Linked DNA regions of Homo sapiens: region 2 is linked to region 1. A link is an interaction called in ENCODE POLR2A ChIA-PET data of the cell type or tissue named here. Cell type or tissue: IMR-90. All regions are shown on one strand. Each heading gives the region's core, and the rest is flanking DNA. Links, peaks and the distances in the headings are about the cores only.

Region 1 (7,960 bases), core at 1,647-5,646:
AATTGCCTGTTCTGCCCAGGTAAATCCCCTGTTTGGTATTAAATTGAATTTCTTGGCAAAACACTAGATCCTTCACCTGGTAGGTTTCCTCTTACCATTCAGACAGCACCTTGGCTTGCCTCCACTCCAGTCCTTTTAGCTCTTTCAGTGCCCTGAAGCTTCTATTCCTGGGAGGGTCAAGTATTGGTTTCTTACAGCAGCCAAGGCCCCCAAAGGAGGATTAGTACTTTGATTCCTCCATAGGAAATCCAGTCTTAAGACTCCGAGGCCATTCGGACCGTGTCTGAGATAATTGGCTTGTGGAACCATCAGGGAAAGACTCTTGGCCACCAGCTGAGCTAATTCTACTGAGAGAATTACAACATTTCTTCCTCTCACTTTTCTCTGACTACAGGAGGTAGCAGAAACCAAAGACCAGCGATTCTCTAGATGTGTGTTAGAATCATCTGGATGACCTTGTGAAAAATAAAGGTTCTTGAGCTCTAATCCTGACAATGCTAATTCAGTTTAAATTATGGTCAAAGGATCTCTATTATTTATTTTACTTTTAACTTGTAAAAATTTCAAACCCATAGAAAAGCTGAAAGAAATGTTTGGTGACCATGCATAGAACCTTTACCAAAATTCACCAGGAATTAACATTTTGTCACAATTATCTTTCTCAATATAGATTGATTTTGTTAAACCATTTGAAAGCTAGTCACAGACATTGCAACTCTTAACTCTTAAACCATGTATGCATCTCCTAATAAGGATGTTCTCTGTAACCACAATATCTTTATCACACTAAGAAAATTAACAATTTCTGGCCAGGCGCGGTGGCTCACGCCTGTAATCCCAGCACTTTGGGAGGACGAGGCGGGCAGATCACGAAGTCAGGAGATCGAGACCATCCCGGCTAACACGGTGAAACCCCGTCTCTACTGAAAGTACCAAAAATCAGCCTGGTGTGGTAGCGGGCGCCTGTAGTCCCAGCTACTCGGGAGGCTGAGGCAGGAGAATAGTGTGAACCCAGGAGGCGGAGCTTGCAGTGAGCTGAGATTGCGCCACTGCACTCCAGCCTGGGCGACAGTGCAAGACTCTGTCTCAAAAACAACAACAAAAAATTAACAATTTCTTTCTTTTCTTTTTTTTTTTTGAGACGGAGTTTTGTTCTTGTAGCCCAGGCTGGAGTGCAATGGTGTGATCTCAGCTCACTGTAACCTCTGCCTCCTAGGTTCAAGTGATTTTCCTGCCTCAGCCTCCTGAGTAGCTGGGATTACAGGTGCCTGCCACCATGCCTGGCTAATTTTTTTGTATTTTTAGTAGAGACGGGGTTTCGCCATGTTGGCCAGCCTGGTCAAACTCCTGACCTCAGATGATCCACCTGCCTCGGCCTCCCAAAGTGCTGGGATTACAGGTGTGAACCACTGGACCTGGCCAAAATTTAACAATTTCTTAATCTTATATAGTTTATACAAGTTGAGCATCCCAAGTATGAAAACCTGAAATCTGTAATGCTCCAAAACTTGAAACTTTTTGAGTACCAACATGGTGCTCAAAGGAAATGCTTATTGGAAGAGCTTAGATTTCGGATTTCTTGGATTTGGGATGCTTAACCTATAAGTATAATGCAAAGATGCCAAAATCTGAAAAAGTCTGAAATCTGGAACATGTCTGGTCCCAAACATTTTGGATAAGGGATACTCAGCCTGTATTCACTTCTCAATATCCAAAATCTTAACAGCTTTTTAATTTCATTTTTGATCCAGGATCAAATAGAAGTTCATGTGTTATGTTTCTCTTAAGTATCTTCTTTTACAACAGACCTCCTGCATTCCTTTGTCTTTCATGACATTGATTTCGTTGAATAATTTACTCCAGTTGTCTTAGATAAGATTCCATAATTTGTATTTGCCATTTCCTCATGAGTAGATTCATGAGGAATGAATCTTAAACATTTTTGACAAGAGCCCTATGTAGATATGTACTTAACTGCACCACATTACAAGGCTCATGTTTTTGTTTATGTTTTTGTTTTTTGAGATGGAGTCTTACTGTATCATCCAGACTAGAGTGCAGTGGTGCAATCTCGGCTCACTGTAACCTCTGCCTCCCGGGTTCAAGTGATTCTGATGCCTCAGCCTCCTGAGTAGCTGGGACTATAGGCATGTGCCACCACGCCTATAGATGGGGTTTCACCATGTTGGCCAGGCTGGTCTCAAACTCTTGACCTCAGGTGATCCGCCCACCTCGGCCTGTCAAAATGTTGGGATTACAAGCGTGAGCCACCGCGCCCAGCCAAGGTTGACCCACTATTGATAATAAGCTTGATCATTTGGTTAAGGTGGTGGATGGCCAGATCTCACCACCAATGTGTGTGTGTGTGTGTGTGTGTGTGTGTGTGTGTGTATTTTCCCCTTTGTAATTCATAGTCTGTGGGGTAATACTTTATGATTATATGGCTCTCCAAAAACTCTTCACATATTTTGGCATCCATTGTTTTTGCCTTGTTGAACATTACATGTTGGGGACTGCAAACTGGCAATTCTTTATGTTCATCTTACCTATATTAGCCTGCATTTCTCTGTAAAGAAGAGCTTACTCTTTTTACCCTCTTTATTTTTGAGGTCTCAATAGATTCTTCTTATTCAGTGAGCTATATATAATCCATTATCATTTTATCTTTTTTTTAACTTTTTAGGTTTAGGGGTACATGTGCAGGATTGTTGCATAGGTAAATTGCATGTCATGGGGGTTTGGTGTACAAATGATCATTATCTTGATGTTCAAATTGTCCCCAATTTTGGCCAGTAGGAGTCCCCTCAGGCAAGCTCTTTTGCCCTTTTGCTGTGGTTTTATTTGACATTGAGCATTTTCTTGCTTCTAGTACAACACGGTATCTCAGATTCACATTTGGACTCTCCTTGCCCCAAACCTGAATCTGGTCTTTCCCCAAGGAACCCTGGTTCCTCTTAGTGTGGGGAGTAGCATTGAGAAACCAAGGTTTGCATGTTGGGTGTGCTCATTGCTACTGGGGAGTCATTGCTCCTAGGCTGTCTCAGTGTCCTAGATGTATATCATGAGTTCAGAGCATCTTTGTTGTTTAAGGTTGTTAGGTGGTTCTGATATATGGCTAAGGTTGAGAACCACTGACTGAGGCCCAGGCATAGGGAGTCATTTTACTGTTGCTCTTATTTTAAAAAAGATCTTACATTTTACACGTACCCTTACCCCCATTCTGTTTACTTCAGAGGGGATAGATTTCAGAAGACCTGGGTTCTGGGCCTTGTTCTGCTGTTGATGGTGTAATGGGGCAAGCTACCTGACATCATCTTTGAAATAGGTGATTGTGAGGATCCAGTGAGATCCTGTGAGGTAAACTGAAGTACGGGACATGAGTTCAGGAATATTATTGATGAAGCATTCAGTACGGGACAACTTGCTGAGACATTCAGGAGATAGCTTGCTGTACTTTAAGCAAGCAGTCTTGACACTAGAAGACCATAAAATATCCTACTTTAATGAACTCAACATGACATTGCTGAGGAGGGAGGAAGACTGATGGGTACTATGTCCCATTTTCCAGATGGAGAGACTGAGTAACTTTTGCAGTCTTCTGTTGCAGCCAGTAGTCAAGCATGGGATGGACTATTGCACAGTTCTGGCATTATAACCCTCTATGCATTGGGCTCTTGAGTTTTGACTCCAAGGATGTGAAGGGATTGAGCAGAGAAGAGAACAAAAGATGCTCAGTTGTGTTAGTAAAGCAAAACCTGTTGAAGTCTGTGCAGGTAATCTACCTTTGCAGGGTCAAGGGGATGCTGACTGGACTAATATTTGGGTTTTAGAGTGGCTGGTGTTCCCACATCCCCTTTGGGGGCAAAGTGGAAGAGATGACCGTTTTGTGATATCATACTGGTGTCCGTACAGGCCCCTTCCGGAGGCTTGTTGTCAGCCTGGGCTTCCAGGCACACAGCTAATGAGTATTCAGGCCTCCATTCACCATCTCCCTCTTCGCTGAAAAAAGCTGGGGGCGTAGTCAGCATGGAGCCCTACCTGCTTTGCACTAAAAGACTCAAAACACAGAGTCGTGCAAGTGTATCTCCACACACATTTTCATCTGTAATAAAAGTTTGATAGGCCGGGCACGTGGCTCATGCCCATAATCCCAGCACTTTGGGAGGCCGAAGTGGGTGGATCACCTGAGGTCAGGAGTTGGAGACCAGCTTGGCCAACATGGTGAAACCCTGTCTCTACTAGAAAATACAAAAATTAGCCAGTTGTGGTGGCAGGTGCCTATAATCCCAGCTACTCAGGAGGCTGAAGCAGGAGAATCGCTTGAACCCAGGAGGTAGAGGTTGCAGCGAGCTGAGATTATGCCATTGCACTCCAGCCTGGGCGACAAGAGCGAAACTCTGTCTCAAAAAAAAAAAAGTTTGATAAATGGTTATCGAATGTGTGAGAAAGTGTGGCTGGAAAGTGACTAGTAATTCACACCCTTGTGGCTGCTGTGAACCAAGAGTAGAGGCAGCAGCCTCGTTCTCACCAGTTGGGTATCATTAATATATCTGCAGGGAGACTTTCCTTTGGGACCACTGAGTCAACACCTCAAAGATGTCTTAAAAATCAGGCCACCTTGAAGCAGTACCATCACATAAGCATTGTTTACTGCCACTGTATTAGGTAAAGCCAACTGATTCTAGCCAAATGCCTGCCTGTGCTCTGCTTGGACCTGCCTTAAGATCTTGGCCTAATTTTTCCCTCCTCCTGGGACTGGATGAAGCAATATAGACTGTATGTTGTAACTTACTTATATTTCACTGTGTGGGGGGTAAAGAAATTCTTGGATAAAAGCCTCTGGAGTGAAGAACAGGACAAGGAGGTATGCTTTAGCCTGATGATAACACCCACAGCTCGTGCCAGCTTCCCCAACAGGTTGAGAAACCATCTTTATTTAAGAACTGCCTGCTACCAGAGTCAATAAATAACTATCATTACAAGAAGTACAGGAGAGAAACAGTAGGCCAACGGGAGTGGTTCCATTTTAACAAACACTGAGTCAAGTCAGTGGTCTGATGAAGCCCTAGCATTTGCCAAGCTGTGAGCCTCTCTAAGCTGTGCAGGCCCTGGATGGGACGGGTAAGTTGGAGGAGTCTTGGGGCCGAGGCAAGATGTATCCCATCTAAGGGCACTAAGTGTCATAGGCCCCAAAGGCTGCCTGGGGCTGTGGCCAAAGCTATCTGACCCATTTTGTTTCTCTCATTTTCCTTTACGTCCTGTCTTCCCAAAGCCTATGACCATATACACAAGTCCACGGGTGTTCCGCAGCTACCAGGTGCCTGTTTCCATGGAGCTTTTTGGGGGCACACAGAAAAATGCCCACCTAATGCCTTTTATGCTAAGAGCCTCTCTGGCAATCCCCATCACATCCAGGAGGAAGCCTAGGGTGGGTGTCACCCAGGGAGACAGAGCACCACTGTCATGCCAGTGGCCACAGGTTTGAGGATACTGTGTCTCCCACCAATGAGCCAGTTGGCAGTCCCATTCTGAGACCAGGCAGAGAAAAGATTCCTCTGTAGCTGGGGAAGAGATTAAGGGAGTCAAACATTCCTAGCCATTTTGGGCTCTTGCCCAGAGTACAGGCTGGCTGGCCCTTGGGGCTGCCCTAAAGAGGCAGCATACGCTGGGATGAGCACTGGGCTGTAACCAGAATTCCTAGATGAGCCCCCTTAATGGCTTCCCATAAGGTGCAGGGCCACAGAAGGTGGGATCTCCAAGACTTCCTGGGCTGAACACTTTGATTCTAAGAGTCTCATCTCTGGATGGACACTTGGACCATCTCCTGCCCCTCCAGTCACAGCTTCACCTTTCCCAAATCCCATGTCAACAGCTGTCAAAATTCCTCAAAGCTCCCTCAGAAAGAAGCCTCTTCCTTATTCCAGGGCCTCCTGGAATGAGGAAGGTCATTCCAGAGGTTTTTTTCTGATGTTTAACCTCAGTCTCGTCTGTTGTTACTTTATGAAAAGAAAAAGACACCCCCACCTACCCCCATGGCCTTGCCACTCCCTGGCACCATTTGTATCATTTGTTGCCCTGAATGAAAGCAGATAACCTGACCTTGCTGGGCCCTGAGACTCTGTCTGGAGAGAGCTGCCTTCCCCCTGAGGCTGGGTGTACATCTGGACTGTTAGAGCAACAAGGACCAGAGAGCCAGGGCAAAGGGCTCTGTAAGGGGAGCCCAAATGTATGCAGAAGAGAGGACACTTGTCTCCCTAGGCCCTGGAGAGGTGCCTACAGTTGGTTCCTTTTCCTAGTCCCCAGGGTGTTTACTGGCCACTAAGCTGTGGGGTAAAGTACTTGTTTGTGGCTGTTCCTCTTGCCGCCTCCTCTGGGGCTTGATGTATGAGAGGAGATAACCCAGAACTGTGGTCTCATGATCGCAGTGAAAATAAGCACACTCTCAACTCCCCCAGCCCATCTGGGCAGAGAACACGAAAATCAGAGAACCCCTGCGCAGGAGGGGATCCTGAGAAACATCTAATCTAGTCTTCTGCAAGCAAGCTCATGTACAAGTCACTCTAGCAGGAGGCTGTTGCATTTTACAAGCTTGCATGTCCTCAGGTCACCTATTGTCTTATTAAACCTTAGTCAGTACTCTACCTGAAATCTCAGGCTGCAGGAACATTTATTTTGTTGTCGTTCTATCCCTCAAACAAATTCTGCCTGCCCAGTGGTTAGGTTTTCCTGGGGCTCAGTTTTCCCTGGCTAAAAACCCTTCGTGGGTCTCCCAGGAGGTCTGCCTTCCTCCCCTTTTTAGTGGACCTCATTAGCATTAAGGTACTTACTTGTGAGTAACTATCGTTGGCCTGAAGCAAGTTTAGTGGCTGTAGCCTCTAGCTTCACTGGTTAGGTCCTATGCCAAACCAGCTCCTCCCTCGGCCCAGCAACTGGACACCTGTCCCCTGCTTCCCCTGACGCAGCCCGAGGCAATGAGGAACGAATTGGATAAAACTTGGAAGGAGGTTTTGTTCAGCATCCCCTTTCTGATAGAGAACCAGGCACAGGCCAAGTCGTGGCCAGAGGGGGGCCAGGAGGGATGCTAGGCCAAGTTTGGACTCCCTGTCAGGGAGAATGGTCGTATAGCTGAGCCCCTAGCACCCTTGCTTGTAAGGGTTGGGAAGAGGTGAGGAGGCTTTCATTAGCCAGCTCCAGGAAAGCTGACCTGGGCTAGGGGTGGGTGGGTAGGGTGCAGTGGGGGTTTGGCTGTGGCAGGGAAAAGGCATGTGAGCTTATATTTTTAAAAAATTGTAGTGGGTAAACATCAACATAAACCTGCCCAGGAAAATAGAGCAGGACTTAAAAGTTTAAAAAACCATAACAAAATAGAGCTCTAACTATAAACTACAGAAAACAGGCTCGGAGCTTCCGAGGACATATGCCCTTCAAGATGCCTGTCCCGCTGCCCCCTGTGAAGGGCCACCTGTCGGAGCATGGGCTTTGGGGTTTCCTAGTTGTGCTGCTGCTCTTGCCTAGGGAATCTGCTCTTGCTTTGGCCTCTTTTCTTGGGGCAAGAGTGAGGGGGACAGGGAGCTTCAAGTCAGCCCTCCATGTTGAAGTTTGGTAGAAGCTCTGCCCACACCTTGGACGGGAACCCAGCCATGCCAATCCCCATGATCACCAATCCGAACCCCTTGAAGTAGAATTTTCACACCCTACTGACTAATCACCTTCTTAGCCAGGCCATAGCCATTCAGCAGTGCCTCCTTCCTCTGGGTAGACAAACAGCCTTGAACAGAAAGGTGGAAGACTCGAGTTCTTAACCCAGCCCCATCTCTTCTGGGCTGTGTGACCTTGGGAATCCCAGACCCTCTCTGGACCACCTCCATTTCCTCATCTGTAAAGTGAGGGGCTTGAAGAAGTTGAGCTCTAAGGCTTCTTCCAGCTCTGACGTTCTGTGACTGGTAGTATACCCAGAGCT
Region 2 (7,960 bases), core at 2,156-6,155, 230 kb before region 1:
AGTGAGCCGAGACCACGCCACTGCACTCCAGCCTAGGTGACAGAGCGAGACTCTGTCTCAATAAATAAAGAAATAACTGTAGGTACCATTTATCGAGTGCTTGTTTATATGTCAGACCTATACCAGCTTGCTCAGCCAGCCCTGGAACTGCTGTTGACTTTTTATATTTCTCACCCCAGCCCTGTGAGGTTGCCTTATTATCCTGCTTTTCAAATGAGGAAACTGAGGCACAGTGGTTTAATGACTTGTCCAAGATCACCCAGCAAACCTGCATTCTTACTCATGTATCTAGAAGAGATTTGCCCAAGGCCACAAGGTGAAAAAGTACCAGGTTCTTGAACCAAGGAGCCTGGCCTTTCATTCCCATCTAGTGACGTCTCTGCCTTCCTGAAAGGGCAGGGTCATTTTCAGAATTCCCAAAAGCCTGAACTTCCACGGAGGCAGAGGATGAGCCAGTGTCTTTGGCCTTAACTCATGGCTCCTGGAAGATGCTGAGAACTTCCAAGGCCCTTCTTCTGCCCTTATTTGCCACCGTATAGCCCCATTAGCAGATATTCCTGGAGGGGGGTCCTGTCTGGTTTGGGGCCTGGGGTCGGGGAGGAGTGAGTCACCCCCAGTGGAGAGCAGTGCACTCTGGGAGGGCCTGACGTTCCTTGCCTTGCTCTGCCCAGTGTTTGAGAACAGCAGCAAGATCGTGATCGTCATGGAGTATGCCAGCCGGGGCGACCTTTATGACTACATCAGCGAGCGGCAGCAGCTCAGTGAGCGCGAAGCTAGGCATTTCTTCCGGCAGATCGTCTCTGCCGTGCACTATTGCCATCAGGTGAGCACCTACCTGCTCCAGCCATATTCTCAGTGGGTGGTCCCCAGGGCTCTAGGGCTGTTTTGGACCAGAGAGGTTCCATGACTTGTCCAGGATCACACAGAAACAGAGGCAAAACTAGATTCTGGACTCTCAGGGAAATGTCAGTGTCTCTGACTTTGAGTCCCTTCTCCGCGGATAGAAGGGCCCGTGATTTCTTGCAGCACATACCGATAAAGATAGGCATTCCCAGCCTACCTGTGCTCAAGCCCACTTGGCTCCCTTTGTGTTTACCTCAGTCTCCAGACTGGGCCCCTCATCATCTTCCCTTCCCTGGTGACCTTCCCGTGACTGCCCTCTCCTTCTTTCAGAACAGAGTTGTCCACCGAGATCTCAAGCTGGAGAACATCCTCTTGGATGCCAATGGGAATATCAAGGTGAGTCCCACTTCTTATTTCTAGAAGCCTCCTTGCCCACCCCAGCTTTTCTGCACTGTCCCCAGCCAAGTAGCTCTAAGCTCTTGGTGGATTCCTGAAGGAGCTGAGCAAGGCTGACCTTCATTGGTACTGGTAGGGACCTCAGCCATCATCCATTCCAACACCTCATTGTGTGGATGGAGAGCTGGAGCCTCAGCTGAGGGGTGCTTTGCACAAGATCACACAACTAGCACGTGGCTGAGCCTGGACTAGAACCAAGATCTTCTGATTCCCAGATGAGTGCTCCTTTGATGTCATAAGGCTGACAGGAGTCTAGATCTAAGGTCAGGTTTGCTACAACCTTGGGACAGGCCCGGCCTGAGTTCTTCTCATGTATGTACACACTTGCATACACACACACATGCATGCTTTAATCTGGTACAATTAGATAGCCCTTTGGAAACTTCCCACAGATGAAGGACTCCAGCTCCAGCTTCCTGCTTTCTGCAGCTGCTAGATTTCCATGCTTAAGTAGTTAAATTTAGGCATGGAGAAGTTCATGTTGATGGGATAAACTGAGATCTCAGGGCTGGAGGAAGGACATGGCACAGGGAGGCTGGCCCCTGCAGGCATCTGGGAAGGTGACGCTGCACTCTGACCCTCTTCAGAATCTTCCTGAACCCAGGACATAGTCTCTTCCAGTGGCTTTTGACCTGTACCCTGAGGTGCCCTGGTACTGAGTTCATTCCCTCTTACCAGCCAATTCCCGGAGCAGGTGGGGCTTTCTTTGATGCTGAGCAGAAGGGAGGGAAGCCAGAGCCAGTAAACCCGCATAATCAGGCACAAACATGGACAGGCATGAACTTTCCTATCTGCACCAATCATGTGCTTCATTATGGGCTTCAACTGGTAACTGCTTGATAAGAGGCCAATAAAACCATAAACAAAGGAGCCAGAGTTTCATAAACAGCCCCTCCCCACCCTGAATACACATAACCCTCTGATGTGGTGAAGAGGTGGGGAGCACCAGGGCATGGCCTCAGCCTCTAACTGAGGATAGGTGGGAAAGGGTCTCTCCGGGCAACGAGACGATGGGGTTGGGTTCTCAAGCCCTCAATATCAGATGGTTCAGGGAGTCTTGGGCTGTAACCACAGCCCTGATGTTTGTTCTGCCCTCATTATTGCTTCTTAGCTATATTGGGCTGACCCCAGGTTCCTGCCACCAAGTTCTTGCCCCGGTGTGCACACAGGAATGAGCCCTTTGCTAGGAAGGGCAGCTCAAGTCTTACGTGGTTCATTGGTTATAGGGCTTGCTTGTTCCTGAGGGCCATGCCATTATCATGAGGTGCTGGCTTTCCCCCTCCATCTGGCTGACCCTCCTTTCCATCACTAAACATCATTAGAGCCTCATGCAGGGTCTCACCTGGGCTAGCAGCTGCAGGAGAGGTGGGGGCAAGGAGGTCAGCATGGGAGTGTACAGTCTGTCTGGAAGGCAGATCTAATGAGCAGGGGCTCCAGGGAGGCATTGGAAACTCTAGGCTTCTAGAAGGAGATGGGAGACTTTCCAAGGGATATGGGCATGAGACAGCATCTCTGTAGTGGAATGCCATGTGAGCAAAGTGGTCTGGGGAGCAGTGAGGATCCTGGAGCCCCCGCAAAGCTCTGTCTAGATGCTCCTTATTGACACAGCTCCTCAGGGTTCGTTCTTCCAGGGCCTGAGCTATGCTGACAGTGCTCAGTGTGGGGTAAGGGTCATGGGGACCCTTTCCTTCTATTGGAGCTTGGGTTTCCCCAGGGTCTGGAGAAGGGCGGGCCAAGAGCTGCAGAAAAACCCAGGCCTTGACATGACCTGTGCCCGTGTTTGACTCAATCCTGCAGATTGCTGACTTCGGTCTCTCCAACCTCTACCATCAAGGCAAGTTCCTGCAGACATTCTGTGGGAGCCCCCTCTATGCCTCGCCAGAGATTGTCAATGGGAAGCCCTACACAGGCCCAGAGGTAAGTGGCCACCCTCCCCTGCCAGCCTGCCTCAGATGTTTACTATGACTTTAGATCCTGGGAGATTGATGGGCTAGTTTTCTCGTTATTCACATTTTCAGAGCACAACTCTCAAGCCTCCCAAAAAGTAGTAACTTGCCAGGTGTCTAGCCAGGAATGGCAAAACTAGAACTAGGCCGGGCACAGTGGCTCACACCTATAATCCCAGCACTTTGGGAGGCCGAGGTGGGTGGATCACTTGAGGTCAGGAGTTCGAGACTAGCCTGGCCAATGTGGTGAAACCCCATCTTTACTTAAAAAAATATAAAATTAATGGGGCTTTGTGGCACCCACCTGTAATCCCAGTTACTTGGGAGGCTGAGGCAGGAGAATCACTTGAACCTGGGAGGCAGAGGTTGCAGTGAGCCAGGATCATGCCACTGCACTCCAGTCTGGGCAACAGAGCAAGACTCCATCTCAAACAAACAAACAAACAAAAACCAAAAAAACCCCTAGAACTAGAACTTAGGTCTCCTGACTCCTAGGTTAGTTCTTTGCCTCCCTCACATTCCTCATTCCTGTTACCTTTCCCAGCACCCAGTCCAGCCTCCTGAGAGTGATGTAGAGATGATATCTGTCACAACCACCCCTTCCCCAGCCCGGAAGAGATGACCTGGCTGTAGCTCTTGTGCTTGTGGCTGTCCCTCGCAGGAAATGCGATTGACAACATCTCAGACCCCTTCTGCAGCATCCCCGTCTTGGCCCCTGGGTAGGAGAGGTGGGTCGTCCTCAGGTGTGCTGGCCTCTGAGTTCTCCAGCATGTAACATTTTCCTGTCTGGTATGGGCATCCCTGCTGACCTCCCCCATCTCTCTCAGGTGGACAGCTGGTCCCTGGGTGTTCTCCTCTACATCCTGGTGCATGGCACCATGCCCTTTGATGGGCATGACCATAAGATCCTAGTGAAACAGATCAGCAACGGGGCCTACCGGGAGCCACCTAAACCCTCTGGTGAGTAAGAGGTGTGGGCGTTCTTATCCAGGCCTGGGGTGTCCTTCACTCATTCCTAAGGCAGAAACTACACAGTGGCACTAAAGTCAAACGGGCAACAGTCCATCATGGCCCATGGTAGGTTAGGGTACCCTCCACCGTATGTCCAATGTTGAGACCTCTGGGGAAGGAGGGGATAGCTCTTTCTTTCCCACAGGGGCATGTTTGATTATATTTGGGAAGTGGTTCCTAAGGTCTCACTTAGATCTTCTTTGCTACAGTTGTCTCATTTCCTATTGCTTTTGTTCTCATCTTCAGAAATCTTTTTGTCCTTCACTATGACTCAGAAGGCAGGAAGAAGGGTGTGAGAGACCCAGTTTACCCTGAACACAGTCTCTACCCTCAGAGGGTTGAATTTCAATGGAGAGAGAGAGGATAGACACCAACATACACACAAGGGCTTATGAAGGGGTCACAGTCCTGAGGGGTCAGAGGACAGAGAGGCAGCTGGAGGAGTCAGTCCAGGAACTCTGGACTGGGGAGCTGTCCTGGGCCAAGGCATGTATAGAGCCCTAGGTTGGAAGGGACGCATCCGACCCAGGAGTATGCAGTGTCATAGCTCAAAAGGGGATGAGCTGGGGACAGGGGACAGGGAGTGCCTATTCTGGGAGCTGCCAAACTGAAGCACCTGCCTTTTGTCTTCCAGATGCCTGTGGCCTGATCCGGTGGCTGTTGATGGTGAACCCCACCCGCCGGGCCACCCTGGAGGATGTGGCCAGTCACTGGTGGGTCAACTGGGGCTACGCCACCCGAGTGGGAGAGCAGGAGGCTCCGCATGAGGGTGGGCACCCTGGCAGTGACTCTGCCCGCGCCTCCATGGCTGACTGGCTCCGGCGTTCCTCCCGCCCCCTCCTGGAGAATGGGGCCAAGGTGTGCAGCTTCTTCAAGCAGCATGCACCTGGTGGGGGAAGCACCACCCCTGGCCTGGAGCGCCAGCATTCGCTCAAGAAGTCCCGCAAGGAGAATGACATGGCCCAGTCTCTCCACAGTGACACGGCTGATGACACTGCCCATCGCCCTGGCAAGAGCAACCTCAAGCTGCCAAAGGGCATTCTCAAGAAGAAGGTGTCAGCCTCTGCAGAAGGGGTACAGGAGGACCCTCCGGAGCTCAGCCCAATCCCTGCGAGCCCAGGGCAGGCTGCCCCCCTGCTCCCCAAGAAGGGCATTCTCAAGAAGCCCCGACAGCGCGAGTCTGGCTACTACTCCTCTCCCGAGCCCAGTGAATCTGGGGAGCTCTTGGACGCAGGCGACGTGTTTGTGAGTGGGGATCCCAAGGAGCAGAAGCCTCCGCAAGCTTCAGGGCTGCTCCTCCATCGCAAAGGCATCCTCAAACTCAATGGCAAGTTCTCCCAGACAGCCTTGGAGCTCGCGGCCCCCACCACCTTCGGCTCCCTGGATGAACTCGCCCCACCTCGCCCCCTGGCCCGGGCCAGCCGACCCTCAGGGGCTGTGAGCGAGGACAGCATCCTGTCCTCTGAGTCCTTTGACCAGCTGGACTTGCCTGAACGGCTCCCAGAGCCCCCACTGCGGGGCTGTGTGTCTGTGGACAACCTCACGGGGCTTGAGGAGCCCCCCTCAGAGGGCCCTGGAAGCTGCCTGAGGCGCTGGCGGCAGGATCCTTTGGGGGACAGCTGCTTTTCCCTGACAGACTGCCAGGAGGTGACAGCGACCTACCGACAGGCACTGAGGGTCTGCTCAAAGCTCACCTGAGTGGAGTAGGCATTGCCCCAGCCCGGTCAGGCTCTCAGATGCAGCTGGTTGCACCCCGAGGGGAGATGCCTTCTCCCCCACCTCCCAGGACCTGCATCCCAGCTCAGAAGGCTGAGAGGGTTTGCAGTGGAGCCCTGAGCAGGGCTGGATATGGGAAGTAGGCAAATGAAATGCGCCAAGGGTTCAGTGTCTGTCTTCAGCCCTGCTGAACGAAGAGGATACTAAAGAGAGGGGAACGGGAATGCCCGCGACAGAGTCCACATTGCCTGTTTCTTGTGTACATGGGGGGGCCACAGAGACCTGGAAAGAGAACTCTCCCAGGGCCCATCTCCTGCATCCCATGAATACTCTGTACACATGGTGCCTTCTAAGGACAGCTCCTTCCCTACTCATTCCCTGCCCAAGTGGGGCCAGACCTCTTTACACACACATTCCCGTTCCTACCAACCACCAGAACTGGATGGTGGCACCCCTAATGTGCATGAGGCATCCTGGGAATGGTCTGGAGTAACGCTTCGTTATTTTTATTTTTATTTTTATTTATTTATTTATTTTTTTGAGACGGAGTTTCGCTCTTGGTGCCCAGGCTAGAGTGCAATGGCGCGATCTCAGCTCACCTCAACCTCCGCCTCCCGGGTTCAAGCGATTCTCCTGCCTCAGCCTCCCTAGTAGCTGGGATTACAGGCGCCCGCCACCATGCCCGGCTAATTTTGTATTTTTAGTAGAGACAGGGTTTCTCCATGTTGGTCAGGCTGGTCTCAAACTCCCGACCTCAGGTGATCCACCCACCTCGGCCTCCCAAAGTGCTGGGATTACAGGCGTGAGCCACCGCGCCCCACCTAACCCTTCCTTATTTAGCCTAGGAGTAAGAGAACACAATCTCTGTTTCTTCAATGGTTCTCTTCCCTTTTCCATCCTCCAAACCTGGCCTGAGCCTCCTGAAGTTGCTGCTGTGAATCTGAAAGACTTGAAAAGCCTCCGCCTGCTGTGTGGACTTCATCTCAAGGGGCCCAGCCTCCTCTGGACTCCACCTTGGACCTCAGTGACTCAGAACTTCTGCCTCTAAGCTGCTCTAAAGTCCAGACTATGGATGTGTTCTCTAGGCCTTCAGGACTCTAGAATGTCCATATTTATTTTTATGTTCTTGGCTTTGTGTTTTAGGAAAAGTGAATCTTGCTGTTTTCAATAATGTGAATGCTATGTTCTGGGAAAATCCACTATGACATCTAAGTTTTGTGTACAGAGAGATATTTTTGCAACTATTTCCACCTCCTCCCACAACCCCCCACACTCCACTCCACACTCTTGAGTCTCTTTACCTAATGGTCTCTACCTAATGGACCTCCGTGGCCAAAAAGTACCATTAAAACCAGAAAGGTGATTGGAAGCAGGCCCTGCTGTTCTCTTTGGTGACTGAGGTGGGGAGGGATGGTGCTGAGCAGGTTTTTGAGCCTTCTCCTAATACTCGTTCCCCTAGGCTGCCAGGGATGGGAAATAGAAAAACTGCCGAATCAAAACAAACGTGAGCTCAGTAGCTCTGGCCTGACCCTATTAAGCACACAGGTGGGAAGGCCCTGGGCCCAGGGTCCCAGTTGCTCTTCCGGCCTTTGGCACTAAAGTAGAAGTGGATTTGGCAGATTATCCCACCCTGCCCCCACCACCTGCCTCCTTCTCCTCCCACCCCTGCTCCTGTCTGCTTGAGCCCTGCTCCTGCTGCGTAAAGACACCCCCACAGCCTTTATTCTCTCCCTCCTAAGAAATCCCCTTTACTCTGGTGCTGGGCAGCTTTTCCCCCCTCCGTCCTCACTGCCTGACTCCCAGAGAAAGCAAAGAATGCCTGGAATGTCCACCCCCACCGTACGCCAACTCCCTCAGCCCCCTGCAGAGCATTCCCCACACGCCTGCTCCATTGAGAAACTCCCAGGCTCCGAGGGCTGGGGATGAAAGGGAGGATGAGGACAAAGTGCCGGCCAGCAGCCGGCTGGCTCTGGCTTCAGGCAGCCTCC

What was found. Peaks named below come from ENCODE experiments on the same cell type or tissue, not always from the same donor. Only the 100,000 strongest peaks of a DNase experiment are listed, where the experiment ranks them.
Region 2: POLR2A ChIA-PET joins it to region 1 with 5 read pairs; 2 of 35 experiments call an interaction of 5 or more read pairs at or near these places.

Annotation. Positions count from the first base shown.
Region 1 is chr1:205,074,957-205,082,916 of GRCh38, reverse strand. CNTN2 (contactin 2) reads right to left here. Exons shown (of 23, transcript NM_005076.5): 23 at 4,628-7,960. Among named protein-coding and RNA genes, the nearest start is that of TMEM81, 5.5 kb to the left of the region's middle. RefSeq lists cis regulatory regions at 7,179, 7,629, 7,691 and enhancers at 7,107-7,251, 7,557-7,701, 7,619-7,763. In IMR-90, for the core only: no CTCF peak of the experiment used is centred there; no DNase peak of the experiment used is centred there.
Region 2 is chr1:205,301,444-205,309,403 of GRCh38, reverse strand. It overlaps NUAK2 (NUAK family kinase 2), which reads left to right. Exons shown (of 7, transcript NM_030952.3): 3 at 672-823; 4 at 1,174-1,239; 5 at 3,097-3,216; 6 at 4,073-4,205; 7 at 4,891-7,341. The coding sequence ends at 5,954. Among named protein-coding and RNA genes, the nearest start is that of NUAK2, 16 kb to the left of the region's middle. RefSeq lists enhancers at 4,531-5,381, 6,235-7,086, 7,087-7,939, 7,729-7,960, 7,940-7,960. In IMR-90, for the core only: no CTCF peak of the experiment used is centred there; no DNase peak of the experiment used is centred there; H3K27ac peaks cover 2,333 bases.